Regions from separate parts of the Homo sapiens genome. Here all the other regions are linked to region 1. A link is an interaction called in ENCODE POLR2A ChIA-PET data of the cell type or tissue named here. Cell type or tissue: MCF 10A. All regions are shown on one strand.

The links. ChIA-PET counts read pairs that join two places held together with the same protein. Peaks named below come from ENCODE experiments on the same cell type or tissue, not always from the same donor. Only the 100,000 strongest peaks of a DNase experiment are listed, where the experiment ranks them.
Region 2: POLR2A ChIA-PET joins it to region 1 with 6 read pairs; 4 of 35 experiments call an interaction of 5 or more read pairs at or near these places.
Region 3: POLR2A ChIA-PET joins it to region 1 with 5 read pairs; 4 of 35 experiments call an interaction of 5 or more read pairs at or near these places.

The regions. Positions count from the first base shown.
Region 1 is chr6:3,499,654-3,502,153 of GRCh38, forward strand. No RefSeq gene overlaps it. Among named protein-coding and RNA genes, the nearest start is that of SLC22A23, 44 kb to the left of the region's middle. In MCF 10A, no CTCF peak of the experiment used is centred here; a DNase peak (open chromatin) is centred at 1,168.
Region 2 is chr6:3,425,465-3,427,964 of GRCh38, forward strand. All of the region lies in intron 1 of SLC22A23 (solute carrier family 22 member 23), which reads right to left. Among named protein-coding and RNA genes, the nearest start is that of SLC22A23, 30 kb to the right of the region's middle. RefSeq lists an enhancer at 2,061-2,500. In MCF 10A, no CTCF peak of the experiment used is centred here; no DNase peak of the experiment used is centred here.
Region 3 is chr6:3,421,024-3,423,523 of GRCh38, forward strand. All of the region lies in intron 1 of SLC22A23 (solute carrier family 22 member 23), which reads right to left. Among named protein-coding and RNA genes, the nearest start is that of SLC22A23, 35 kb to the right of the region's middle. In MCF 10A, no CTCF peak of the experiment used is centred here; a DNase peak (open chromatin) is centred at 1,338.

The DNA.
Region 1 (2,500 bases):
GGAGCAAGCCAGTCCACCATCAAGCACACACAAATCACACAGTCCACACATATAGAAAACATAGAAACACAAACATAGAAAGAAATTAGAGGTCAAGAGTAAACATTCTAGTCATTCTGATACTTTCTTGCACTGCAATGGGTCCAGGTGCAGGCCTCTCTATGGAGATCACTGTTTAAGATCAGTAATTAAAAACCACATGGCAATGCCTCTGTTAGGACACCCTTATGCACAGCAGAGGGCTTCTCTAGATGTTAAGCCGTTTGGACCCAAACACAGCTTCATAAAGTGGGCCTGCCAGGTGTTATCCCCATTTCTACATGAGGAAACTAAGGCTCAGAGAGGGTACGTTCCTAACGAGCCTGCAGCTTGAGTTCTGGTGTCTTCTTGGCCGCACACTATAGGGTTGCATGAATATTCTAGAAGTCTCTGCAAAAAAACTGTGGTCTTATATCTGGGTTTTAATAATTGCGTATATCTTTGATTCTCTTTCAACTCAAGGCTGAATGCTAAGTAAATAGGAAGAAAACTCTTTTGGAACTTCAGGTAAAATATTATCTAACGCTGTAATTCCATAACACTTCATATATTTGAAAGGCTGTGTGAAGGCAGCCTCTCCTAACTTCTTGATTTGCCTTTCCAATACTAACGAGCACATCAATGGAGGGAGGCAATTTCTGACTTCTGCCATAAAGCAGCCATGGTATCAACTTTCATTACTTCAAGGATGTCCAACCTTTTGGCTTCCCTGGGTCACACTGGAACAAGGAGAATTATCTTGGGCCACACACAAAATACACTAACACTAATGATAGTTGATGAACTAAAAAAAAAAAAAAGTTGCGAAAACATCTCGTAGTGTTTTAAGAAAGTTTACGAGTTTGTGTTGGACTGCATTCAAAGCTGTTCTGGGCTGCATGTGGCCGGTGGGCCATGGGTCAGACAAGCTTGCATTACTTTTCTCAATTCAGAGCTGTGAAAACATGTAAAATACAGAGCCTTAAAATTTTTTAAGTCATGTAAGCAAATTCTAAAATAGAAAACAGTAGAACAGGTTTGGTTCTGTGCTGGGTAGCCTGTTTCTAAACAGATCATGTGTTTTGAAAAAAAAAAATACTCCATAGAGATTTAAAAAAAACAAGTTGAAAGACACCCTGAGGGAACTCGGTGACTCAGACTGCAGACAAATAAATTACACCTTTGGTTCAGACTAATTCTGTGTGCGCTTCTAAAAAAAATATGCAAACAGATGTAAAGAGTTACTTAGGGTTTAATGGGTTTAATGTATTAATCACCATGTTGCAAAACCAGGATACTAAGCTAGCAAATTTAATTGTGGAAAGAGAATCCAATTGCAGTTTTCATTTATCAGGGAAATATTTACCTCCATTTCCATTGGATTTTTATTACACTAATGAATAGTTCTACTTCATTGAGACTTCTGTGTCACTAGAGAAATCAAAATGCTTAGTTTACTTTTCTTTTTTTTCTTTTTTTGAGACGGAGTCTCACTCTGTCGCCCAGGCTGGAGTGCAGAGGTGCGATCTCGGCTCACTGCAAGCTCCGCCTCCCGGGTTCACGCCATTCTCCTGCCTCGGCCTCCCGCGTAGCTGGGACTACAGGCGCCCGCCACCACGCCCGGCTAATTTTTTGTATTTTTAGTAGAGACGGGGTTTCACCGTGTTAGCCAGGATGGTCTCCATCTCCTGACCTCGTGATCCGCCCACCTTGGCCTCCCAAAGTGCTGGGATTACAGACGTGAGCCAACGTGCCCGGCCTACTTTTCACCATGGAATTGGAAAAGAAACATTTGGGAATCAGCTGGAAAAATGACAACTAGCCCAATGGGGAAAACCCACAGGGACTCAGCAGGTTTGTTCATGCTTCCTGTTTATGTGAAGGAGTCCCAGATCACCTCCAAAAGAAATCTGTTTTTAAAAAGGAAGGGGATCCAGTGGGGTATTCTCTGCCAGCCTCCAAAGTTATGGAGATGTGGTCAATGCCGATACAATATAAGCTTAGAATCACAGGGGCAGGAGAACAAGATCATTCTTAGTCAATTAAAAACGTATTCTCTAGATTACTAATCTTTGCTGGATTCCATGGAAGAAAACAATACTTTTCTGTGGCCTCAGAGAGCTTAGGTTTTCATCTGAGTTTACCTAGAAGATTCACCATCCTTGTAAGGGAACAGAAAGAGAGAAAGTAAAAAACAAAAGGATCTCAAGTCTGAGGTTTGACATGTGGTACTCACAGAACATTCCTTTCAGCAGCTGGTGGCCTATTCTTTCTATTGATTAAGAATGTGAAGTTTAAAAAAACAAAATATATCATTCCATTGTCCCCTGGCTTGCTAGTTTCTGATAAGCAGCCCCTTGCCTGAGACTTTGTTCCTCTGTTTAATTTTTTTTTTTATCCCCCTCTCTGTCTCTTTTTAACGATACTCTTCTTGTCACTGGTTTTCAGAAACTGGATTACAAAGTGCCCTGGTGAGGTTCTG
Region 2 (2,500 bases), 74 kb before region 1:
TAGTAGAGACGGGGTTTCACCGTGTTAGCCAGGATGGTCTCAATCTCCTGACCTCATGATCCGCCCACCTCGGCCTCCCAAAGCGCTGGGATTACAGGCATGAGTCACCGCACCCGGCCGAATAATTATCTCTTAATAGAACAAATCTATGACATTAAATTAAGCATTGTTCTAGGTGAAGAAAGGAAACTAAGATTCATTAAGTATCTACCCTGTGCTAGGGACTCTGCCAGCTGCTTTGACTAAGCACCCTGACAGCACAACAGGCCCATTGCATGGACATTATTACCAGTATGTCCATTTCACAGATGAAGAAACTGAGGCTGAGAAGTGATGCTAGTCCAAGATCAAGTGTCTCTTACATAAATTATAAATCTGTATCTGATTGAAACTCAGGTTCTTTCCCCCAGTAAACTCAAAGAAACAGCCCTAGTTCATACAAATAAATACAATTCTCTGGTTTATATTAATTTGTTACAGGTTATAGCATTTGTCTGGACAAATATTCAATACACTTTATGTGCATATAGAAGCAAAGTAGCATACTGAAAACAGGACAGGCTTCGGTGTTATTTCATTGTTACAGTGACTAAACAAATAATAATTTGTCAGGGGTCTGTGAATAGCAGATATTTGATACATGATGGCTGTTTAAGATACTAATATCACAGTATCTTTTTTAAATAGAATTTTTAGTACTGAAATGTTGAAAAAAGTTATGATCAACTCCCTATTTTAAAAACAAAGAAACTGAATAAGAGGTGAAGTGACTCATTCAGAATTAAAAAAGCTTATAGCCAAGTCAGACTTGAGCAGAGCCCAGGTTTCCTTGGGCTCAGCTGCTCCATACCAGACTGCCGTGGAAAATGTCATTTTCAGACAGGGTGACCTGATGCACAGGGACGCATGACTCTCCCAACAAATTTCACAAGTCAATTACTGCCAAGCCAGGACAACTGCTAATCTAATGGTCAGTGTGGTGGTACTACCTTCATTCTAGTCCCAAACTCTTACAACAGGAAGGATTAGGAAAAAAAAAAAATTAACATTTTAATTGAGACCTACTCTTAGGCTTCCTGCCAAATACTCATCTTTTTCTGTAACATATGAATCAGAGTACCTGAGATGGTAAACCAGTTTTTCTCCTGTTTCAACACTGGTGTAACCATCTTGAAGATGACATGATGCCTTTTTCTTTCTTTCTCTTTTTTTTTCTTGCTTTATTTAGCTCAAACTAGAAGCCAGTACAACCGTGGATCTAAATGATGACCTTTTCCATGAAAACAGCTAACACCAACCAGCTACAAACAAGGTACACAAAGCTGGAGGCTGCCCTGGGCCTACTCCACATCCCAAAGTTACTCAACTATAGTAGTTCTCAGCTGTAGTAGGTGTGACTGCTGCTACAGGACAGCATAATCCTTCAGGTTTTTACCCATTTGGACTTTGTCTTCATTGGGTTGGACTCTGGCTTACCACTGTCTCTGAGGAAGGGCATCGCATGGTAAGCGAGAGCCTGGTAGCATGGAATTCAGAGCCTAAAGTGGGGTCTGAGCCAGCTTGCGAATGTGCTGTCAAGCACAGCTGGGATGCAGGCTAAGAGCTCGGAGTTTGAGCCTGATAAGCCCCAGTTTTATTTCTAGTTTCGCCCCGCGGTCATCAGGGCAAGCTTTTTCACCGTGTGGGGGCTCAGTTTTAACATCTATGACGTAGGAGTCGCAAAACCTTCACCAGAGGGTTGTTACAAGAGTCAAAAATAACATCGGGAATGCGCCTGGTGCAGTAACCGGCACAAAGTGATTATTACTCATTAATTTTGTCTGTCAGTTAAGCAGGTCCTCGGGGGCTTATGTCTGTTGGTAAGTAACATTTTGGATCTGAGAGTAATAAAACTACTTCAAAAAGGGTTTTGATTACTTAGAGTCTGAGCTATTCATTTTAGCCTCACCCCTAACTGACCCAAATTAAGGGGTATTTTACTAGTTTTACATCCTGTCTGCATAGTCAGCACCAGATTAGAAAGTGGGCCAGACGAGGATGGAAGACGCCCTCCAGGGAGCAGCTGTGTTCATAGCTGGGAGATGCTGAAGGAGGAGCAGGTCCAGGTCTACCCGGGGCTCTACCGTGCTTTCAGGTCCTCCCACCACCTCTCAGGATGCCGTGCCCTTCACTTTGACCTCCTCAGCAGCATCCTGGGAACAGCAACAGCTTCGTTTCCAACACTTCCTGCAATCATTCCTTAAATATACTATTTTTCTGACCAAAAGAAAAAAAAAAGTAGGATGGTTCTCAAAAGCTGACAACACGATTACACCCAAGAGTGTGTTTTTATTTTCTTCCTTTGAACTAACTATTAATCTTCTAAAAACACCGTGCCAAACTGGCAGCATGACAGCAGAGTGTGACTGTGCAGGCTGGCTCCCGGCCCCCGCCCTCTGGTCGGGAGAGGAAGAAGGTCGGCTGCACCCGAGGTGGGGTGAGCCAGGAAGGCTCCCGACCT
Region 3 (2,500 bases), 79 kb before region 1:
CTGGAAGACAGAAGCTGCAGTGAGCAAGACTGCGCCACTGCACTCCAGCCTGGGTGACAGAATGAGACATTGTTTCAAAAAAAAAGAAAAAAGAAAAGGAAAAAAAAAGACAATATTTTGTTTTTCAAAAAGAAAATTTTAAAAAAATTTCTAAAGATGAAGGAGAAACAAAGAGGTACAAATCTGTACAAGGAGCATAAACTAGGCACTGTTTTTCTGGAAGACAATTTGGCAATATGCAGCACATTACTTTAAATGGGGTCTACTCTTTATCCCAGCAATTCCCTTTCTTGGAACTTTATCTCAAGTAAATTATCAGAGACACCCACAGAGGTCTCTATGCAATGATTTTCACTGTTTGTAACTTATCAGAGCAAAAGTTGAGAACCTGACTCAATGTCAATGATACCATAGTGCCATTAAAAATTTCGCTTTTGAAAATGAATGATCGAGGAAAATGCTCATGATATAATTGTATGAAAGCTTCAGAATGGAAAAACGGTGACTAGAAGAGATGTTTGTATATGCAGGAAAAGTTAAAAGAAAATATTCCAAAATATTTTAAAGTGACTATCTCTAAAGAGTAGAAATAAGACTGAGTTTTATTTTCAACTTTATACTTTTCTTGACTTTTCCAAACTTTCTACGATGAATCTATAAGCCCTCAAATGACAGAAAAAAAATGTAGGGAAAAATAATGTAAACTCCCACAGTGGTAGCGATGGTGGGGAGGCAAAGACAAAATCATTAAAAAACAAACCAACAAAGGAAAAACCTTTTCGCCTTCTCGGAAACACGTATTTTAAGACAATCCTATAAATCAGGCCTACAGGAAGCTTATTCTGAAAGTGACTGGGAACAAACCACGTCTTCACAGCCTGAAGGTTAAGCACGTTAATGCTCACTGACTAAAGCGAAAAGTGTTTTTTAGGGAAGTGAATGAAAATTTTCCCCCAAGTTTCATCTTTTGTAGTGGAGATCCCCATTTGAAATTGTTCTATCAGCAAACCACGAGGGTTTTACCAATCGCTGTGCACACTGTCTGTTTTAAAGCTGAGCAGTGTCAGTTGAGATAAAAGAAAATATTTCTGTTCAGCCCTACAAAGAGGATAGTACTGCTTAAAACTTCAAAAGCTTAAGTAAAACAAAGTTCCTGACTGGGTCGCAGGAATTTAGAGAAATGTAGGGTCAGCATTTTTCCCCCCTAAAACAGAGCTTCAGCAGCCTCTCATGAACCAGTGTTTTATATACCATGGACGTGCGGTGCTCTGCACTTCTTAACTGCAGACAATAGAAATGGCAAGAACACACACACAGAGTCCACCCTGGAAGATGAGTCACAGACGGACAAAAGAAACACCCTCCACAAGCCAGGCTGATGAAGCACATTAGCTACGATTAGTTTCTCAACATTTAGGGAGGCTATGCTACCTAAATGTGTTTTTCAGTATTTTAAATCTAACAGTTGACAGATTTTTTTTCCCCTAAAAGATTCCATCAAAACTCAAGATATACTGCATGACTTGAAAACCTCAAATTACTCTCTACTTTTTGCCTCTAAGCTCATCCTCCAATTTTAGGAGGTTTGCTGTCAACAGTAGCCAACACAACTGCCAATTAGAGTTGGCATTGGTGCAAGCTTCCTTGAATGACATAATGAACATCCTTGGGTACTCCGGGGAAATTTTTTCTCTTTTCAATTTTGTTTCTCTGTTCTTTAATGAATATTAATTGCTGCTCAAATTGCTCCTCATCTTTCCTTTTTTCTACCTTAGTGCTAAAATAATAACCATGGTACATTGAGGGGAATAGCCGGGGCAAAAATAGATTGCAAACCCTTCCTGCTGGATGGAAGATACACCCCAACTCTAGCAGACCTGCATTCTGAGCCTCTCTAAGGAAACCCACCCCAGAGCCACACCGTTAAAGCTGCTCATATTTCTTAAACTTCACGTAGTCCCATTTTAATGAGTAATGTAATTTCCGATTCATTCGAACCCTTAAGCAACAATTTTTTTTTTTGTCTTTTTTTCTTCAAATGACAACTCTACTGTCCGCTCCTCTTCTGCGCAGTGCAGCCTTCCCGGTGGGAGAGAAATAGAAACTGCTTCATTTACTGACACTGGGGCTTTCCTGGTTCTCACTGAATTTGATCATTTTTAAAGGGCTAGAGATGTAGAACTTGAAAAACAGAAAAAATTACCACCTGAACACATCCTCAGTGATGTGTAGGATTATCTCTGAGGGAAAAATACAATGAGTCACTTTTCTTTGTTTGTTTCTTTTACTTTTTCTTGAAGGAAATAGGGAGGTACATCTTTCTCAGCAGAGGTTTGCATTATTGAACGTTCTTATTCGTTTTGTACAGGGCCCCGATGGCATTTGGGGAAGCTGAATAGATACCCACAAAGCAGCAGAGATAATTAATAAGCAATGCCCTTTTAGCTACCAAAACCTTGAAGAGTCTTTCCAAATTCTGCACTGTGTATTTTATTAACGG